Regions from separate parts of the Homo sapiens genome. Here regions 1, 2 and 3 are each linked to region 4. A link is an interaction called in ENCODE POLR2A ChIA-PET data of the cell type or tissue named here. Cell type or tissue: MCF 10A. All regions are shown on one strand. Region 1 overlaps LINC03082 (long intergenic non-protein coding RNA 3082). Region 2 has its middle 35 kb from the start of LINC00399. Region 3 overlaps MYO16 (myosin XVI). Region 4 overlaps IRS2 (insulin receptor substrate 2).

Evidence for each region. Peaks named below come from ENCODE experiments on the same cell type or tissue, not always from the same donor. Only the 100,000 strongest peaks of a DNase experiment are listed, where the experiment ranks them.
Region 1: POLR2A ChIA-PET joins it to region 4 with 21 read pairs; 5 of 35 experiments call an interaction of 5 or more read pairs at or near these places.
Region 2: POLR2A ChIA-PET joins it to region 4 with 12 read pairs; 2 of 35 experiments call an interaction of 5 or more read pairs at or near these places.
Region 3: POLR2A ChIA-PET joins it to region 4 with 26 read pairs; 4 of 35 experiments call an interaction of 5 or more read pairs at or near these places.

The regions. Positions count from the first base shown.
Region 1 is chr13:110,106,099-110,111,098 of GRCh38, forward strand. The region is part of intron 1 of LINC03082 (long intergenic non-protein coding RNA 3082); the gene reads right to left. Among named protein-coding and RNA genes, the nearest start is that of LINC03032, 13 kb to the right of the region's middle. In MCF 10A, a CTCF peak has its summit at 2,978; DNase peaks (open chromatin) are centred at 2,973 and 3,953.
Region 2 is chr13:109,433,505-109,438,504 of GRCh38, forward strand. No RefSeq gene overlaps it. Among named protein-coding and RNA genes, the nearest start is that of LINC00399, 35 kb to the left of the region's middle. In MCF 10A, no CTCF peak of the experiment used is centred here; a DNase peak (open chromatin) is centred at 2,897.
Region 3 is chr13:108,912,996-108,917,995 of GRCh38, forward strand. The region is part of intron 16 of MYO16 (myosin XVI); the gene reads left to right. Among named protein-coding and RNA genes, the nearest start is that of MYO16-AS2, 190 kb to the right of the region's middle. RefSeq lists an enhancer at 2,811-2,940. In MCF 10A, a CTCF peak has its summit at 2,314 (motif pointing right); a DNase peak (open chromatin) is centred at 2,886.
Region 4 is chr13:109,778,453-109,783,452 of GRCh38, forward strand. IRS2 (insulin receptor substrate 2) reads right to left here. Exons shown (of 2, transcript NM_003749.3): 1 at 3,590-5,000. Among named protein-coding and RNA genes, the nearest start is that of IRS2, 5.6 kb to the right of the region's middle. RefSeq lists an enhancer at 3,486-4,052. In MCF 10A, no CTCF peak of the experiment used is centred here; DNase peaks (open chromatin) are centred at 3,019 and 3,429.

The DNA of each region.
Region 1 (5,000 bases), 330 kb after region 4:
TTTAGGAGATGGGGCCTACTAGTATTTCCATTCTACAGATGCCTAAACTAAGGCTTGGATGAGTTAACTCACTCCCATGAGGACACAGAGCCAGCAGGTGAAGATGGAGCCATGATACCTAACTCAGCACTCTGTCTCCAGAGCCAACGACAGGTCCTGGAACCATTAGCCGTATGGCGACTACTTCTCAATTCATTATCAGCACCTCTCATTCATTTCACATGCAAGCCAGCTTCTTAGAGGAAACAGCATTAATTATGTAGACATATGTTTATGTTGGTCAATGGACTTCTTGCTGTTGTTATATGGCTTGAGGATTGGTCTCCTCTTTTACGACAATAGTCATAGAAAATGTTTCACAAGTATATTACAGAAGTGACAGCATATATCAAAGACACTCCGTTAAAGATGAAAGTGTAGAAACGCCAGGTTTTCTGGGAAGGGGTCGCCCAAGGGAAAGAGTTGAAGATTGAAGGTTGATAGGAACAGCCTGTGTTCAAAGACAGTCATGAGTTTACGAAGCTGTGGAATGTTTATGGAGGACATCGGCCATCCAACATGAGGATGAACTTCATTCCCCGAGGCCTGGCGCAGGATGGAGCTGTGATTACGTGGGCTGTCCTTTGCACGGGAACAGGGGCTCCATCGATGAATAACAGGGGGTACCTCCAAAAGGCCACGCTGACTCTGGGAATTGCTTTGAATTTCAGGCTTAGAGAGCTGGGGCTGGAGTGCTGACCATGACTTTGAAGCTAAAAGCAGTGTGTGCTCTGAGGCAAGGAGCTGCAGCTTGGACCTGAGCCCTGGGAAGCTGCCCAGAGGCACTGCATGGCAGAGCAGGCTGGGGGCAGGAGCAGAGACAGCTCTTTACCGAGACCAGCTCCAAGACAGCTCGCCCCTAATAAGGAAGTAGAGTGGCACTCCCCCATACCTCATCTCAGAGACCTCCCAGGTCCTTCAGCCTCGCTGAAGGAAGGCCGAGCCTCTGTGGGGCCCTGAGATGTTAGGGCTGAGCAGATTCTAAAGCAGGACTCTCAGTCCTGAGCAGCAGAAGATCAGATGAGGGTGAGAACTGCCCCCAAACTGAGCTGCCAGTTAGATTCAGAAATGTGCTCAGGCTGGTGGGTAGAGCTGCCTGACACTTTATTCCTTTTCTTCATGTCATTTACTGTAATATTAATAATCTCTGGTTACACATCATCTCTAAATGTCACGATCTTGAAGGTCAGTGTTAGGGGTGAATTGTGTCTCCCAGAAAGCCAAGTTCAAGTTGTAAACCGTACCTGTGAATGGGACCTTATTTGGAAATAGGTATTTGTGAATGTGATCGAGTTAAAATGAGGTCATGCTGGCTTACCTGGGGACTTAATCCAATGATGGAGGTCCTCCTAAGAGGAGGAAATTTATACCGAGACACACAGGGAAGACCTCAAGTGACCACAGAGGCAGAGACGGGAGCGATGTGGCTGGAAGCCGAGCAATGCCAAGGACTGCATCAGCACTAGAGGCTGGAAGCAGGGGAGACCCTTTCCGGAGCCTTCAGAGGGACCACGGCCTGTGGACCCCATGATTTTGGACCCTCAGCCTCCAGAACTGTGAAAAAACACACTTCTTGTGTCAAGCCCGAGGTTGTGGCAATTCATTGCAGTGGCCCGAGTGCACTAAGATCAAAGTCCTAAAACCTTTGTTTTCCATAGGAGGATATCGAGGCTCAGAACACTGTCCCTCCACAAAAGGGTGGCACTGCTAAGACTAGGCCCAGACCTTCTCCGTCAGCCCTGTTCTCAGGGATCCCTTGGCGATGGGACCTGAAGTTCTGGAGGGAGCTGCCACAGCAGCATGGATCCAGGAGGCTCCCGGGTCACATGCTTGGGGCAGTCGGAGGTTCCAAGTGTGGTGCCAAGTGCCCAGTTGAGTTGTTGGCACTTCTGGCCTTTGGAGTCACTCTGTGGACGCTGGTAAGTCATCAAAGAGGGTGTTGCCTCTGTGAACGTCAGGGGCACAGCCTAGCGGAGAGTGGGCCTTGGGGACATGGGGACCCCTAATTTAATATAGACATGGCACACAAGGCAGTGGAGGCAGCTCCTGTCAGCACCCTGGGGCGGCAGACAGGCTGGAACCTGTGGTCTCGGGATCAACCACCCTGGGAAGCAAAACGTACTTCCCGCCGTTCTCCACACTGAGGCGCCATTAACAAGGCCCTAGCAAGCAACTAGGCCTGGCTCGGGCAAGGCCGCCACTTCCGTAAGCTTTAGAGCCAAAGACAGCAGGTGCCCAAGGGAGGCACTGCACCAGTGTGAGAGTGTGAGTGTGCAACAGAACACACGTGTGTGAGTGTGTGACAGTGTGTGGGTTTGATTGTGAGCATGCTGTGATTGAGTGTGTGTAACATCATGTTAGGTATGGGCGAGTGTGCATGTGAGTGTCTACAAGCATGAGTGTGTCACAGAGTGTGTATGTGAATAAGTATAGGAGTGTGTGTGAGAATGTGTGTGCACGTGCAAGAGTGAGAGGGTGTGTGCGTGTGTGACTGCCTGTGTTGGGTGTGTGTGAGTATGGGCCTGTGTGTGTATGTATAAGTTTGTGAATAAGTGTGCATGTGTGTGGGTAGAGATGAGTGTGAATGTGTGTATATGTGTATGTGCATGAGGTTGTGTGGGCTGTGGATGTGCATTTATGAGTGTGGATGTGCAAGTATACACCTGTGTGCATGTATGAGTGTGTGTGTGAGTTTGTGAATAAGTGTGTGAGTGTTGATGTGGTTGTGTACATGTGAGTGTGTGTGTGGCTGTGGCAGTGTGTGTGTGTGTTTCTAAGTGAGTGTAGGAGTGCAAGTGTGGGCGGGCTCTGGCAAATGCATGGGAGCCTCAAGAGGCCCAGGAATGAGGCTGACCAGGCTGTGAGTGCACTTCCAGTAGGGATCCCTCCCAGCAGGGCCTGGATGCTGCAGCGGGCCTGCTCTGCCTGCTTTGTGTGGAGTGTGCTGCCACCCAGGGGAAGGCTCCTGGCTGACATGGCAAGTTGACATTGGTCTTGGGTGGTTTCTGTCTCTAGGCTCAGACAAGAAAAAGGACATATAGGGTGCAGGGGCCAGGAGTCAGGGACTAGCCCCGGCAGAGAGAAGGGGAAAGCGCCAAGACCCCAGGCACAGGCTTCAGAAACACCCCTACTGGACCATCTATCCACATCAGTGGGACCTCTTCCCCATTTTCCCCCTTCCCGTAGTCTAAGGTGCTTGCTGGCTAAGGGTATTAGAGGACACCAGGAGAGAGGCGTGGCCTGTCTCCCTTATGTGTCCCTAAACTGATCCTTACTGGAGATAAGTCCCCAACAATGTCTTGAATTTCAGGAAGCTTCACTTTGTTGTGTGGTCTGAAACTGCAATGCTACCCCGAGGAGCCTTGGAAATTCACATCACCATGCTCCTAAATACGCCTGGTTAACTGCTGGAGCCTTTTCATATGAAAAAGGAAACCCACTAACTGACGTTCCCACAAATCTCCTGGGTCCCTCGGGGTCTTTGAACTCTGCCTGAGAGACAGTTTCGTCACCCTCTGGGACAACAAATTCATACATTTCTATCTTGCTCCAGTTCCAAGAAAATGGCATTGTGTCCTTTAAAACGCAGTCAATTCTAAAAGCACACTTCTCCTTGCCTCCTCAAAGAGTGCTCACAACAGTGACTGATAGTTCATTCTTCTTCGTCTTCTTTCTTTAAGACAGTTTGTTCAGACTTTTTACTTACGTGCTGCAATACAGATTTTAAGAGCTCATTAGCATGGTACAGCAGCTGCACCTTTACAGGATCATGATCCTAATACGGAAAAGGCAGTTTCTGCGGCGGAGCGGTGCCTTCTGCAGGGCCCTGGCAGCCCTTGATGCTCCTGCTGTTGAGCTGTCCTGCAGCCGGGCCATGCACGCCTCCGCCTTGTTCCTCCCCCTATGGAGACAGGCGGCTGAGTCAGGCCTGTCCTCCACGGAGGGATAAGCCTGCCATGCACTCCCAGAAGCTGCCAAGTCAACCCCCAGCCGTCTCTTTCCAAGCGCTAGCTACTCCATTCCCTTCCCTCTGTGGAGCTCTTATTTCCCTACTGTCTAACCAGTCAGACACCACGTGCCCTTCAGTCCCAAGCTGTCCGCTCTGATCCCTTCGTGGAGTCTTCCGATATAAATAAACTAAACAAGGGAAAACCCACAGGGAAGAAGAAAGTCTGCAGGTTGTTTTAGACTCCAAACAGATAGGGATTGAGCTTGAAAGAGGGGCAACCGTAAATACCAGATCTTCTTGGAGAGCAGCCAAGTAGATCTGGTATTGACAGGTGCCCCTCTTTCACCTGGTATTGACAGGACCCCAATGGAAAATAGACATCATTGCATAGGCACTGATGAAACAGCACGCTTTGAAAAATAGCAAATAAAATCAGGCAAACTCTGCTGTTTTCAAAGTTAGAATCTCTTACTACGGAGTCTAGGATGGTCACATTAGCAGAATATTAGGCACAGTGGCTCATGCCTATAATCCCAGCACTTTGGGAGGCCAAGGCAGGCAGATCACCCGAAGCCAGGAGTTCGAGACCAGCCTGGCCAACATAGTGAAACCCCATCTCTACTAAAACAAATATAAAAAATTATTCAGGTGTGGTGGTGGGTGCCTGTAATCCCAGCTACTCGGGAGGCTGAGGCAGGAGAATCACTTGAACCTGGGAGGCGGAGGCTGCAGTGAGCTGAGATTTCGCCATTGCACTCCTGCCTGGGCAACAAGAGCAAAACTCCATTTCAAACAAACAAACAAACAAACAATATCAGCAGAAGATTAACAGACTAAGAAGATAAGGCTGGCCAGGGTGGCGGGCTGCGTGGCGGGCTGGGTGGCGGGCTGGGTGGCGGGCTGCGTGGCGGGCTGCGTGGCGGGCTGGGTGGCGGGCTGCGTGGAGGGCTGCGTGGCGGGCTGGGTGGCGGGACAGAACGGTGTCCCACGTGGCGCTTTCCCATCTCTGCTC
Region 2 (5,000 bases), 340 kb before region 4:
TTCTGAGCCCTCCAAACTGTTCCAACCACTGTCTGTTACCCAGTTTCAAAGTTGCTTCCACATTTTCAGGTATCTTTATAGCAGTATCCCACCATCTGGTAGCAATTTACTGTATTAGTCCGTTCTCATGCTGCTAATAAAGACATACCCAAGACTGGGTAATTTATAAAGGAAAGCGTTTTAATGGACTCACAGCTCCACATGACTGGTGAGGTCTCACAATCATGTCAAAAGACAAAGGAAGAGCAAAGGCACATCTTATCTGGCAGCAGGCAAGAGGGCATGTGTAGGGGAACTTTCCTTTATAAAACCATCAGATCTTGTGAGACTTATTCACTATCATGAGAACAGAACAGGAAAGACCCATCCCCACAATTCAATTACCTCCCACCAGGTCCCTCCCACAACACATGGGAATTATGGGGGCTACAATTCAAGATGAGATTTGAGTGATACACAGTCAAACTACATCAAGTATTAAGTATAAATAAGTATTTAATAAACATATACTGTTAGGTAGTTGTTTTGGCCTGGGCATGCTAGAGGAAAAAAAAACAGCTGAGGCACTAAGGGTCAGAGAGTTTAGAAACCTCTTCCCTAAAGAAGGAATTACTGGTTAGAGTCCTTATTGGCAAGCAATAGATGCTGATTCTGGCTGACTTCTGCAAAATAAATACATTTATTAAAATAGTATTACGGAGTTTTCAGAATCACTGAAATAGCTTTAAGATGAAGCTTGGAGCCAAAACTTCCAGGAACAATGCCCACAACTACAACCTCTAGACCTGACAAGAGAGAACTTGCAAACGTGCTTCTCTGTGCTGGAAACTCAATATTGCTCTGGAAATAGAGAACAGGGAGACAGAGAGAGGAGAGAGAAATACAGAGAGAGAAATACCGAAAGAGATAGAAAGATTGAGGATACATTAAGAGAGACAAAGATGTATTGAGAGAGAAAGAGAGAGAGACTGAGGCAGGAAGAGAGAGGGAAAGACAGGCAGAGAGAGATTGGAAGAGACAGGAAGAGAGGGATTGAGAGAGACAGATTAGGAGAGAGAAGTAAAGGCATATTGAGAGAGAAAGAGAGAGAAGGAACTATTGGGTAAATAGGTATAAATACTTTAACAATAGAATTTTTTTATTATTATACTTTAAGTTCTGGAATACATGTGCAGAACATGCAGGCTTGTTACATAGGTATACATGTGCCATGGTGGTTTGTTGCACCCATCAACCCGTCATCTACATTAGGTATTTCTCCTAATGTTATCCCTCCCCTAGCCCCCCACCCCCTGACAGGCCCCATTGTGTGATGTTCTGCTCTCTGTGTCCATGTATTCTCGTTGTTCAACTTCCACTTATGAGTGAGAACATGTGGTGTTTGGTTTTCTGTTTCTGTGTTAGTTTGCTGGGAATGATGGTTTCCAGCTTCATCCATGGAGAAAATGTTTGCAATCTATCCATCTGACAAAGGGCTAATATCCAGCATCTACAAGGAACTTAAACAAATTTACAAGAAAAAAAAAAAGCAACCCCATCAGAAAGTAGGCGAACAATATGAACAGACACTTCTCAAAAGAAGACACTTATGTGCCAACAAACATATGAAAAAAAGCTCATCATCACTGGTCATTACAGAAATGCAAATCAAAACCACAGTGAGATACCATCTCATGCCAGTTACAATGGTGATCATTAAAAAGTCAGGAAACAATAGATTCTGGAGATGTAAAGAAATAGGAATGCTTTTACATTGTTGGTGGGAGTATAAATTAGTTCAACCATTGTGGAAGACAGTGTGGCGATTCCTCAAGGATCTAGAACCAGAAATACCATTTGACCCAGCTATCCCATTACTGGATATATACCCAAAGGATTATAAACCATTATACTATAAAGACATTTGCACACATATGTTTATTGCAGCACTATTCACAATAGCAAAGACTTGGCGCCAACCCAAATGCCCATCAATGATAGTCTGGATAAAGAAAATGTGGCACATATACACCATGGAATAGAATGCAGACATAAAAAAGGATGAATTCATGTCCTTTGCAGGGACATGGAGTTTATTTTTTAATAAAGTTAACACAAGATTAAATAAACTATTACTATTTTAAAATATAAATAGCATATTGAAGTAAACCCTTCATGTATTAAAATAAACATTTTTCAGTATTTTATATATACTGAAAAAATAAATATGAATTATTTTTAAGATAAAAGAGGAATAGAATTTGACTTTCCGTATTATAAATAACATCAATAAAAAAGGGCACAATGAATGAGTCAAAGTATTCCTGTAGATTATAAAAATCGTGAAATTCCGAAAAGATGAAAAGAAGTATATTTTAAAACAAACTGAACTCCCAGTCAGAATAATGATGGCGGCTGAAACTCTTTATGCTAGCCGCCACTTAAAAAGGATGGTTTCCACGTCCAGGAGAAATTGGTTTCATACATGCAAGGACTCCTTCCAGTCTGTGCTAAACAAAATAATAAACCAAATAAGAATTGACTTCTAGTGAGCTGGGAATAAACACGTACTTTAAGGTAAAAAATGGTTCTCTCCCCCATCAGTTTAAGTCAGTTCCTCTGGGAGGAGTGCAGCTAGAGTTAACTGAAAGATATGGAGAGACACAGAAAGATAGTTGAGTTACGAGTACGAATAGGAAGTTGGTTGTCTGTTACAAGCTTTGGGAAGTACTTTGACAACTGGAGAATGAGTGTTGTCAGTGATAAATCATCCCTGATGGAAAGCTGTCACGAGCTATGGAGAGAGTGTGTGGTTTATGCAGTGACTGGAGTAGAGGAGAATGAGCCTGAAGCCTACCTTTGTGTTGTTCATCTCAGAAAAAATGTTTTTGGCCGTTGGGCAAATGAGTTAAGTCTCCTGTGCTTTGGTTTTCCAAGCCAAAGCATGTCAGGCCATGCCCAAGTGGCATCCTGATGTTTTTGGCACCGGCAGGTGCCTATCACTCATAGTTTAACAATCTCAGCAAAATGGACTTGCATGCCACAATAGAGGTGTTCTCTATGCATGGGTACGCCAGTGCATCTATCCTGTGCTAACCATATTTAGTGGCGCTCTTGGGAGACAATCATCTGTTTACTAGGCAGGTGGGTGTAGTTTGCTGGCCTTTCCTGCTAATGAATGTTTCAGTAGATGCCTGGTCATCTGCAAAGCTGAGAGGTGAAGCATTTCTTGACATTAAACAACATTTAAATGTTCCTCAGTGTAGACATATTGTCTTTGTTTATTCATCAATCCCGTATCAGAATGTGGCTGTGCCAACCCAATCACTATTTTGGCCACTGTTATAATCAATACCAATTACTCTGGCCGACTTGATTGTATAAAGATTGTCTTTGAGCTAGAAGGTATTCTAATTTACTGGAATGATTGTGCTAAACTGAGCTGGTTGCTCTTTTTAGTGGACTAGACTCATCTAAACTAGTAGTTAGTTGTTTAGCATTGAGTACTGTCTTACCGAGCTATGGTGGAAAAGGCACAAATTTAGCAATCTGGAGACCCACATTTGAGTTGAGTCACATACCTTCTGGTCATGTGATCTTAAAATATCTCTTAATCATCCTGTGTCTCAGTTCTCTGTCTGGAAATCAAAACCAATTATTTCCTATGATTTCCTTTCATTAGGCACTGAGAATTTTAAAACCTTAGAATACTTGGCAATTAAATTTTGTACTCAGTCCTTTTCACATCCCCAGTCCTGTTTATCTGATACAAATTTTCCTCTTCCTTTCATTCCGTCTTATTATTTTCAGACTTACTGCAAAGTATTTTATGCTGTGTAACATGCTCGTGTGTTTTTTGCTCTTATTAGCAGGCAAATTATAAATAGCAAATAAACTAGGATCTGAATTATTTTCCCAATCAAGTATCTGCAGAAATATAGTTTTTAAGCATGTGAAAATATTTTGTAACTGAAAAGCCCAGGTATACAATATTTATATATAGTATAGATACTACATTACTATAAATCTGTGTGCATACCTATATACATACATACACACATATGCATGTGTGTGCATGTTTACCTATTGAGAGGTGGGGGAGAGAGAGATAAGCTACCAATGAAAGTATAGAAGAGACAACATAAGAAACACTACTATCTTTTACTTTTGTTCTGGCCTTGCATACACATCCTCCCTGTCTAACTTATTCAGCCCAGCAAGCAGACGTGGCTGTGGGAAATCAGGCTGCTTGGACCATGTGGGAGGGAGCTGGACTTCATGCCCAAGAGCACATGGGAAGGTCTCCTTGCTTGGCTGACCACCAGGGCTTCCATCACCTCTGTGTTCCATAGTTCTTCACTTTCATTTGATAACTTGATTAAATAAAGCAGCCACGCACCTCTGAATGGCAGCACCATACCTACTTTAATTTTTCAAGAATTTTGACCTATTATATGTTAAATTCTTAAATGTAATTAGAATTTGGGTTCATTTGTGAGATCCATGCTAATTGATCTTTTTTGACCTTTTATTATTGTTATTATTATTATTACTATTTTACTTTTTGACAATAGTGGCTTGCCTGTTGGATAACTTTCATTTTTCTGCTGTTTGGTATTTTGTACTCTGGTGATTTTGAAAGATGTGCCCCTTCATTTCTTCACAGAAGAATGCTTTAAAAAATGATCATATGAAAGAGTCCTTCCTCTGGTTTCGTAACTGTGGGGAAGATCCCTCCACACCACAGCACTCTCATAGACTCACACACACAGTTCAGCTCTTCTTCCACTCAGTTTATCCAAGGGAAACTAAGCTACGCAGAGGTGCCTGGAGATAAAGACTTGACCTATCCTAGCTCTCATGCCATGAGAATTGGTACTGCACGTGTGACTTCTAACCTGTGTTTGAACACATAACTTAATGAAAAAGTAAAGTAAATGTTCTAACATCTGTTTCTCCTTCGTACAATGCATCTATTGCATCTCTTCTCCTTTCTACGTTGAATATGGATTACTGTGGGG
Region 3 (5,000 bases), 870 kb before region 4:
AGGATTTCTGTATTGAGCTTCAATTCTGACATTCATTTCTCTTTGCAAAAAAGAGTTTGGAGTCACTTAGGCTATTTAGAAAGTCAAACAGTCAGGGGTGACTTTATGAGGAGTTCCAACAGGAAAGAACTTAGGAAGATCGTGAATAATTCAGTTCTCTTGGACAAAGCAGTTATTTTATTGAAATGTATCATAAGTATCTAATGGGTGCAAAACAACATTTTCCATGAAAATATTCACCACCCACCACCCTCCAGATTCATGAATACATCAGTTGGAGCATTTGTACAATGACAATTTCACAGGAAAACTTTAACGGTAAAGCAAGCTGTTTTTCAAGTTATAACATAGTATGTATACAGTATTTTTTGTTGTTTATGTTATACAGGTCTTCTCACATTTATAATGTTGGTGGATCTTCTCACTTTTGCAATGTCGGTTGGGTTTGAGAAGTTCATATTTGTTTAATGTTTAAATTTAGGTTGGTATCTAATCTTTATTTGGTAATTATGAGTATTAAGTTCCATAGTTTTGGAAACTGTTTGGCTTGTTCACAATTAGAAATGTAAACCTGAATTTGCGAGCTTTCTAACCTTTCACAAACTGATGGTCTTCTGAATCCCTTCCTTAAAATTGGTACCCATAGGTAAAGGATATTGCTATTTGTAAAATGCTCAATACCATATGTTAAAGCAAACTAAATATGGCTGGAGGAGGACTCCGTGCTTCTGTATTTGAGTCCTTGTGGACGAACTATAACCTAGCTTAATAGGCAGACAAGACTGAAAACCCAACTTAGGTGTATGTGCCTGTAACAATAGCTGAGTCTTGGCCAATCCCAGCGGCCATACTTCAACCACTGATAGACTGCTGAGTGTTCAGTTGTTCAAATAGAGCAAACACCAACCTGTAACCAATCCAGCTGTTTCTATACCTCACTGCCGATTTCTTTATGGCACTTCCCTTTTTTTGTCTATAAATTTGTTCTGACCACGAGGCATCCCTGGAGTCTCTCTGAATCTGCTGTGATTCTGGGGGCTGCCTGATTCTACATATATGTAGTATATCTACTATTATTAAGTAGATAATTATATCTACTATTGTTAATAATTAGTGTATTTACTATTGTTAATATATGTATTATATATACTATATTATATGTAGTATATCTACTATTATTAAGTAGATAATTATATCTACTATTGTTAATAATTACTGTATCTACTATTGTTAATATATGTATTATATTTACTATATTATATGTAGTATATCTACTATTATTAAGAATGGCATTATTATTGTCACATCTTCTTGTCTGATGTTTTTCAAAATAATATTGCTATTCCTATGATGTAGAATAAACCAGCCTACATGTGACCACATGAACACAGCATCTCTTTGCTCACTCACTTATCCCACAGTGTAGCTTTTAGTGGAATTTGGATGAAGTACACTAAGTCCTAAAGCAAACACTACAAAACTTACAAGCCTTCTTCCTTCAAATTCATTCTCTCTCTTCTTCCTTCATAGCAACTCACTAGATACATGAATCAAAATAAAATATACATGCATCAGTAACTGTGAGCTAAAGGCATATTCAATACTTATCGTATCTTATGTGATTAGACCTCCAGAGAGAAGAAAACATTGCTGTAATTCCCTTTTTTTTCTTTTATTTGCTCTGTCGCCCAGGCTGGAGTGCAGTGGTGCTATCTTGGCTCACTGCAACCTCTGCCTCCCTGGCTCAAGCGATTCTCCTGTATCGGCCTCCTGAATAGCTGGGATTACAGGTACATGACACCCCATCTGGCTGATTTTTGTATTTTTAGTAGGGACGGGGTTTCACCATGTTGGCCAGGCTGGTCTTGAACTCCTGACCTCAAGTGATCCACCTGCTTCAGCCTCCCAAAGTGCTGGGATCACAAGCATGAACCACTGCGCCCGACCTGTAATTTGGTTTTATCATTAAAGCTACAAAAGTGCTGTTTAGCTTTGACTCTGTTTTTAGAACTAAAAATGTTGAAAGTATCACATGAAAATTTATGGAGGTTTATTTCAGCATAAAATGAATGTAAAACTACTTTCCTGTTTGTAACATAGGAATGATATCTAGAAACAGCAGATAGGACGTGTGCCTAACTTTAGAATATAAGTGATACAGATATAGACATCACCTCCTAAGGCTTAGCTGCATGAAAACAGTATTTATAACACTTTGCATAAGCATCTTCCTCCACAGATTATTAAAACAACAAGAAAAAAAGTCTGTAGGTTTCTATATTTTGAGCTGTGGCAGTAAGACTGCACGGATCTGGAATTCCACAAGATGGCGAGCTCTCCATAAAGTCAGACGAGAAAAACAAAACAAAACAAAAATCCAAACCAAGAAATTAAAATAAAAACAGAAAAATGAAGAAACACAAACACAAATGCTTGTTACCAAAAGTTTCTTTTTCACTTACGGTTCTTCCTATATTGACTGCTTCCCCCTAACCCCCTCACCAGCAGCTGTTTGTTTTACAAGGGCTATTTCAATTTTTCTTACCCTTTGTATATTATACAAACGTTACATTTGGGGAACGAATGTAATTTCTGCTTTTGGGAATTGAGATTTAATGAAAGCCAGAAATAGTCATTCATTGTTTATCTTCAGCATACTTTAAATAGCTTAGATGGGTTTAGTCCCAGAAAAGCTAGGTTCCTAAATCCAAAAAGTTATTCTGAATCTCTTTTTGTATTGATTAATGGTGGAAATGATTGTGGTGCTGCAGGATAACATTTGTGAGTAAAGGTCAAATTTTGAATGCTAAGTTGAAAACAAGCAGTGTTTGACTCAGAGCATGTGACCTGTTTCTAACCCATGTGGCCATGAAAGGAAAAGCTGAGTCACCGCGCGCTTGAACTTGTGATCCTGCTGGGAGCCGTACCTGTCACGGGGAAGCCACGGCAAGCAGCTCCCGTGAAGGTTTGGTTTCTGCTAAGGGCTTATTATGAACAGGGAACCTAATCTGAGAGTGTCACATAATGTTTAAAAAGAGGTAAGGGAAAACTTAAATACTATTTGGAGGTGAGTCTTCATAATTATGTGCTATAATAAGCTGTTTACTTAGTAAGTAGCTTGAAGGTGCTCCCAAGACAAAAGTTCAAGACAGGAGGTGCTTTCACCAGATTCTCACAGACTCCATTATTAATAACCTAAGTGACAGTCACAGTCATGATCAGCACAGTTCATGGGGCACTTCCCATGTGCCAGGCACTCTCTGAAGTGTTTGTTCACTCACTGAATCCTCACCCGCAGCTAAGCAGAGGGTGCAAGGCTGTGTCTGTATTGTATAGTGAGATGTCACCCAGTAGCCAAGATCTGAATCCAGGCCCTGCTGAATTTATGCCTAAATTGTCTCCACAACAATGCTGCCTACAAAATGGCAATACTGTCTTTATCTCCTCGTGTCACTGAGATTTTAAGGCAAATGAAAGAGAAAGCACAAAGTCAAAGTCTGCATGTCTGTCTTTATTTTGCATTGCTGAAGCAAAACTAACTTACGACGTTCTAGGGATTGCCACCTCTAATGACTATAAAAACAAACTACGCTAGGTCTTTATTTTAATCTAGAAGATCATAAAAATTTTAGAACTAACAGAGCTTTTGTTACCCTAGGTGGACAGTGTAGCCATTATATGAGTGTTAGACTACCTGTGTAAGTTAGCAAGGACATTTCACTTTGAAATGAGAATGAGAGGAATTGGGTCAGTGGCTTCCGTCCTGCCTTCTGTTCTTGATGTTATATATAATAAATCAGAAGCCAGATATGTCACTTGTTCAAGGATATTTAGCTGGAATATTTGGTAAATGACAGAGGTGGATTTCAAACTAAGGTACGTTTGGTTTCAAATTTCTGTTCATTGGAACTTCTTGATTGGTAGTGTTAGATTCCCAACTCTAACACATTTAAAGAAAAAAGAAAAAGGGGGAGTGTTGAGATGAGGGCGTAGCTGAAGAGAGCGGAGGTTATGTTTGCCCCAGGAATGTGAGATGCAGAAACTCGAATGTGAGATGCAGAAACTCAAATGCGGCTTCTCTCTGTCACACTCATGCACATGGCACATGCACGCACGCACACACACACATCAGTTTTACTTTGTATGTGTTTTCTAACACAGAAGAGAACGTGACCACGTGCTGCCCTAGGCCCCCTAACTTAAGAGCAACTCGTCTCTCTGCCAAAAGGCCATCTTGGTGGCTCAGCCCAGGTCTTAGGCCCATCCCGGGCCCCTAAGTTAAGGACAGAAGGAAGAAATACATTTGGCTCCTGCGTAGGGATGGGAGCTATTTAACAGGAGGAAGGGGAAGGGAGAGCTGAGCACTAATGAGCAAGGAGCAACATGAGGCCCTGTGCTTTCCCCTGCATGGCACTCCAACTACCTGAAAGACTCCCAGCCCGGCAGGTGAAGGTCAGAATGCAAGTGTCAGTAAGTCTGGGTACCAGTTATTCAGCACTCTCTATTAGTAACTCTGGCCAAACTTATCACCTTGATTTCCAGCTACTCATACAGGACCATCAATAGTGTAGATCTATTGCATGAAGCCTATAGATGAATATTGCAATGTATTTCCACATGACTTTGATTCGTATGGATGTTTTCAAAAAATATTGTATGAGGTTAAGACAGCAGCATGATCTGCCTAAGCCACAATGTCATTAAATAGTTAGCATAAGAGAATTTTGGCCAGAGGCCCTATATTTGTGGTCTGAATATATCTCAAAAATTCAGACTTCTACATTACTTTTAAATGGTCAAATTTATTATGTGATGACACATTGTTTTGGCTGCTGTGTTGGTTTTGTTGTCACCCTTGTGATACTTCTGAAGCTAATAACAGCTGTCATTGAGCACTTCTCATAGATTTTCTCTTTGTCTACTCATGATAATTGTGGAAGATTATAATTGATTTCCCCGTGTTGCAGACGAAGTGACTGAGAACTGCGGTTGCTTTGTTA
Region 4 (5,000 bases):
GCTCCTGCGAATAGGGCAGCAGCAGTGCACGCTATTGTCTTATTATGGCCAGAGCCAGCCAACTAAAGCAAACTAGCACCCGCCACAGCAAACAGAAAACTTGTGTGGTTTGTCAATCACCTCACTGGATTTCTGAATTTAGGAAAATTCTCTGCTTTACGACTTCAAAAGGCAAAACTTTTCAACATAAATCGTGATTTTATTGTCCCTTTGGAAACATATCTCTTATCATTCTTTCCCCTTAAGAAATGATAATCCTTTTATTCAACAAAATTTAAATATGGATACTTTCAGTAGTAATTCTGATCTAATCTGTCTTATACATACATACATATATATACGCCAATTTTAGAATAAAATCCCTAAAATCACTAAAAAGGAATACTAAAACAGCAAATTTTATGGCATTCATCAATCTACCATCCTAACACAAAAACATATAAAGTTAATTTTAAAAATCAGTTTTAAAGCACAGGAAATTCAGTAGCGTCTTTCCAATTCCCAAACAACAACGAAACCTAACAAATTGGTTAGAGTTTTCCACATGCACACACACCAAAAACACATGATAAGTAACCTTAACCTGCCCTCAAATAAGATGCATAATTTTGAGTTTGCTCTGGACTAATAAAAACAGATGTACCTGAGATATACTTTTTAACTGGCTCTTGCACTGAAAGCCCACCCCCATTCACGATTCTATTGTAAACAAGTGCCAGACATGGCTGGAACCTTACCTCTCTGCTATCACTTATGCAAATACCAAACATTACCCACATAACCCCAAAATTATTCTGCATCAGCATCACTAACGAGGTCTTCCCATGCAGAACAGGAAGAGCTCAGGGTGGAAACACAGGCCACTTCTAAGAGCCAGGCAGGGCAGGGGGCCGCCCAGGAAGTGCTTTCTCTATTTCATCTTCAAAGAAATGCTTTGCAAGTCGGCCTTCTACAAATCATTTCCTCAAAGGACACTGATCTACTGTGAACTCTGTATTTATGAGCATCCCAAACAAATTTCTAGTGCATGTATGAGTTAAATAAAAGTGGGTATTTATCCCAAGTTCCTAAATGCTTCCTTTCTGTCTCAACGGACCACAACTTTGGTGCTACGTGGACTAAGGTGACACTAGCCTTTCCTATTCTGCTGTTCTCTGTGTTCAACTTACTTTACTAGAAACCCAATGGGGCAGATATTTCTTTTTTTTTAAATGTCGTTGGGCATGGTGGACTGACTGCAGTTGTCTATTTTGATTTAAAAGATCCTTTTACTTCTTAGAAGAGGGTTCATCATGATACCCACACAAACTTCGGACAAACAGCAGCCCCAGTGATCTCTCATCTTTGTTCAGCAGCTACAGAACACAGGCTTCTGTCTGGACTTCAGAATCAAGAATCCTATGGGCTGAAAGGAATTTTACGCAGGTGGGAAATCTTAAACAAAAGCTCAATCCAGTCTCTAAATAAACTTATCTCTTAGAGTTCAACATTTTCACTAGCCTGAAAAGGGCATTATTTCCTATTTGGACCCCAATTCTGAATGTATCGGCTTCATCAGAAACGCCTTGCGTCCCTCCAGGCCTGGAGGCACAAATTCCAGCTTATGGCGCCTGCTATGGCAGAGCCCACTGCTGGGGCCCCAGCTCCACCCAGTCCAGGTTTGTCCCACCAGCTCCACTGAAAGCAGGAAAAGGTGTTATGTTCTTGGCTGTTTTCTGATTAGAATCAGATTCGGGTAAGATGTAATTTACTTTCATGTTCACTCTGGCATATACCCATTTGTGCAGACCATAAATATGTGTGTTTTTCCCCACTCAATTATACTGCTGCTGCTGCTGCTGTGTTTATAATGGTCTGTGTCTTATAAGGCAGCTAATCCTTCAACTTTCTGACACACTAGCAATAGTGTATAAGTAACTCCAACCAAAGTGACCTTCAGCTGAGAATCACTGTTCACAGGATACATTCTGGCGACTTCCAATGATTTAATTGGATGCTGAAGCACCACACTCCTGATAATTCTCTGTGACTCTTCATCTTCTAGTATACGGTTTTAATAAAGGAAATAGCTTTTCTCTATTACACTAGAATAACAGGGAGTTCACCCCACAGCTATAATTTTAAATCCCATGGACCGACAGTCCTAAGTATACTATAAAACAGATGCTGGATTTAGATAGCACTAAACTGGTCTATTTAAGAACAAAAGGCTGTGAATCTCCAGCCCACCTTGATCCTCATCTCATGACCCTTGAAGACTGTTTACACCTTAGGCTCACATCTAATCCAGCATCCAAATTTTACTATATGTTTCACTGTTCCCACAAAGCCTCTATCCTGCTAGGAACCCTACAAAGAAAACAGCTACAAAATTAAATAAAGTCTCCCGAATTGAGCATTCACCTTTCCCTCTCATCTCCCCGACCCCAAACACCATTCAAAGTTTAGACAGCCAGAATGCACCACCAGCTGCATTCTGCATCAGCTCTCTCTCCTCATGGATATTTGATCAGAACGGGAAGAACAATACCAGGCACCCTCCTATCCAATTGTTCTTGAGAAGACCTGTGTTTTTTGTCTTTCCCTTGTTTTCTCCAAAGCACTGATTGTAAATCCTGGCTGCACATTCAAATCACCTGGACAACTCTGAAAAATGTCCGTCCCTGCCTCCTAGCCATCTCATGTTTCACTTCAACGGGTCTGGGGTGAGGCCCAACAGGTAATTTTTCAATCCTCCCCAGGTGAGTCTCACCTGGGGCAGGGTCCTCACAGGGTGGTCCCCCGGCCAGCAGCATCGGCATTATGCGGAGACTCACTAGAAATGCACAGCCTGGGCCGCGCCCCAAAGCTACAGCATCGGAAACTGCGGGGTTAACACAGGCCAGAGATCCATGTTTCAGCAAAGCCTCCAGGTAACTCCCACATATGCTCAAGTTGAACACCACTGCATTAGGCTGTGTGCAGCCTTACCGTTTCACCCCTTCCGAGAAAAACAATGCCTCTGATGGAAAAGCTCCCACAGTTTGTGTGTAAAACGGAAATGGTTAACTGTCGCTATTAGCAGCCATCAAAATGGATGCTCATTTCTTAAATGACTTTCAGGTCTGAACCTTCAAGCTCACCAAGAATCAGGCGGAGCCCAGCTCCAGGAACACAGGGAAAGGTGAAAGCTGCGGCTGAGGGCAGCGGTCCGGACCCGAGGTCCTTCCAGAAGGACGGACCCACGCAGCCGGATGAAGACAGTCGGGTGCCCCGCGGCCTCTAGTGTGGCCGGTCTGGGAGAACTTCCACTGTGTTAAGGGACAGGGGGCTGTGGGACGCACAGAATGGGTGAATGGGTGGGGCCTCAAAAAATCAGTCTCCCTCCCACGCGGAAAACGTCACATTCAACTCCAAGACGAATGTTCCTGGCAAGTTCTCTGAAGGAAGAGAACAGGGCAGCCCGCAGAAAAACAAAACAAGGAGCCAGTGCCAGGCTGTCGGCTTCTGGGTCAAGGTCCCCAAAAAGTGGGAGCAGTGAAACCCAAGAGGCTCCCTCAGCGCCCCGCCCCTCCTTCCCGCCAGACGCCAAGGCAAAGGGCCTCCTCACCTTTCACGATGGTGGCCTCCTTCAAGTGGTGGGACAAGAAGTCAATGCTGGCGTAGGTGTTGGCAGGGGGCAGGGCACCGGGACCCGGCCCCCCGCACCCGCCGCCGGTGCTGCCGACGCCCACAGCGCTGATGAGACCCCCGAGGCTTCGGGTCCGGCCCCAGGAGCTCTTGTCTCCCGGCTGAGGAAGCGGCGGCGGCGGCGGCTGCGGCTGGGGTGGCAGCCCGGGCTCCTCCCTCACGTCGATGGCGATGTAGTTGAGACCATTCTGGAAGCCGGCAGAGGTCTCTCTGCGCATGGGCGATCCACCGCTCCCAGGACAACCGACCAAGCCCCCGGGCTGACCCGGGGTCCACGGCCGGCCCTGCGGTGCCAAAGGGGGCGCCGGCTGCAACTGTCGTGGGGAGGTGGGCGGCTCGTCGCCCCCTCCAGGGCCGACACCCACGCCGCCCTCGCTGCTTTTCCTGAGAGAGACATTTTCCACGGAGGCCGAGTTGTGGCGCTTGGGGTTGTGGGCGAAGGACGGGGACACGGGGGTGACCGTCGTGGTGGAGGAGAAGGTCTCGGAACTGTGGCGGCGGCGGCCCCCCTGCGGGTCTGCGCGGATGACCTTGGCGCCGCGGTGGGGGTCCGGGGGCTGGCTGGCCTGCAGGAAGGCCTCGACTCCCGACACCTGCTCCATGAGGCTCAGCCTCTTCACGCCCGACGTCGGGCTGGCCACGCGGGCAGCTTCTGGCTTCGGGGGGGCCGCGATAGGTTGCGGCGGGGTGGCGGCCACACCAAAAGCCATCTCGGTGTAGTCACCATTGTCCCCGGTGTCCGAGGACAACGATGAGGCGGCGCCCGGGCCCTGGGCGGTGGCAACGGCCGAGGCGGGGGGCAGGCGGTACAGCTCCCCCGGGGCCGGCGGCGGTGGCGGCGGCTGCAGAGACGACGACGGGGACGCGGACGGACGCGGGGGCAACGGCGGATACGGGGAGGAGGCCTCGGGGGACAGGAGGCCGTCCAAGGAGCCCACGGGGTGGCCGCTCGGGGCGCCCGGCTTAGGAGACTTGGGGGAGCTGAAGTCGAGGTTCATGTAGTCGGAGAGCGGAGACCGCTGCCGGCTGTCGCTGCTGGTGCCCGGGGTGCCTGAGCCCAGCGACGAGGCCGGGCTGCTGGCGGACAAGAGCGAGGAGGACGAGGCCGCCGACGCCAGCAGGGGAGGCGCGGGCGGCGACAGGCGGGCCCCGGGCTCGCCAAAGTCGATGTTGATGTACTCGCCGGGGCTCTTGGGCTCCGGTGGCAGTGGGTACTCGTGCATGCTGGGCAGGCTGGGCAGCCCCTCCAGGGACAGGCGCGTGGGCCTCACCGCCCGGCCGCGCTGGCCCAAGAAGCCCTCCGGGCGGCCGCCGCTAGGCCGCACGGGCGA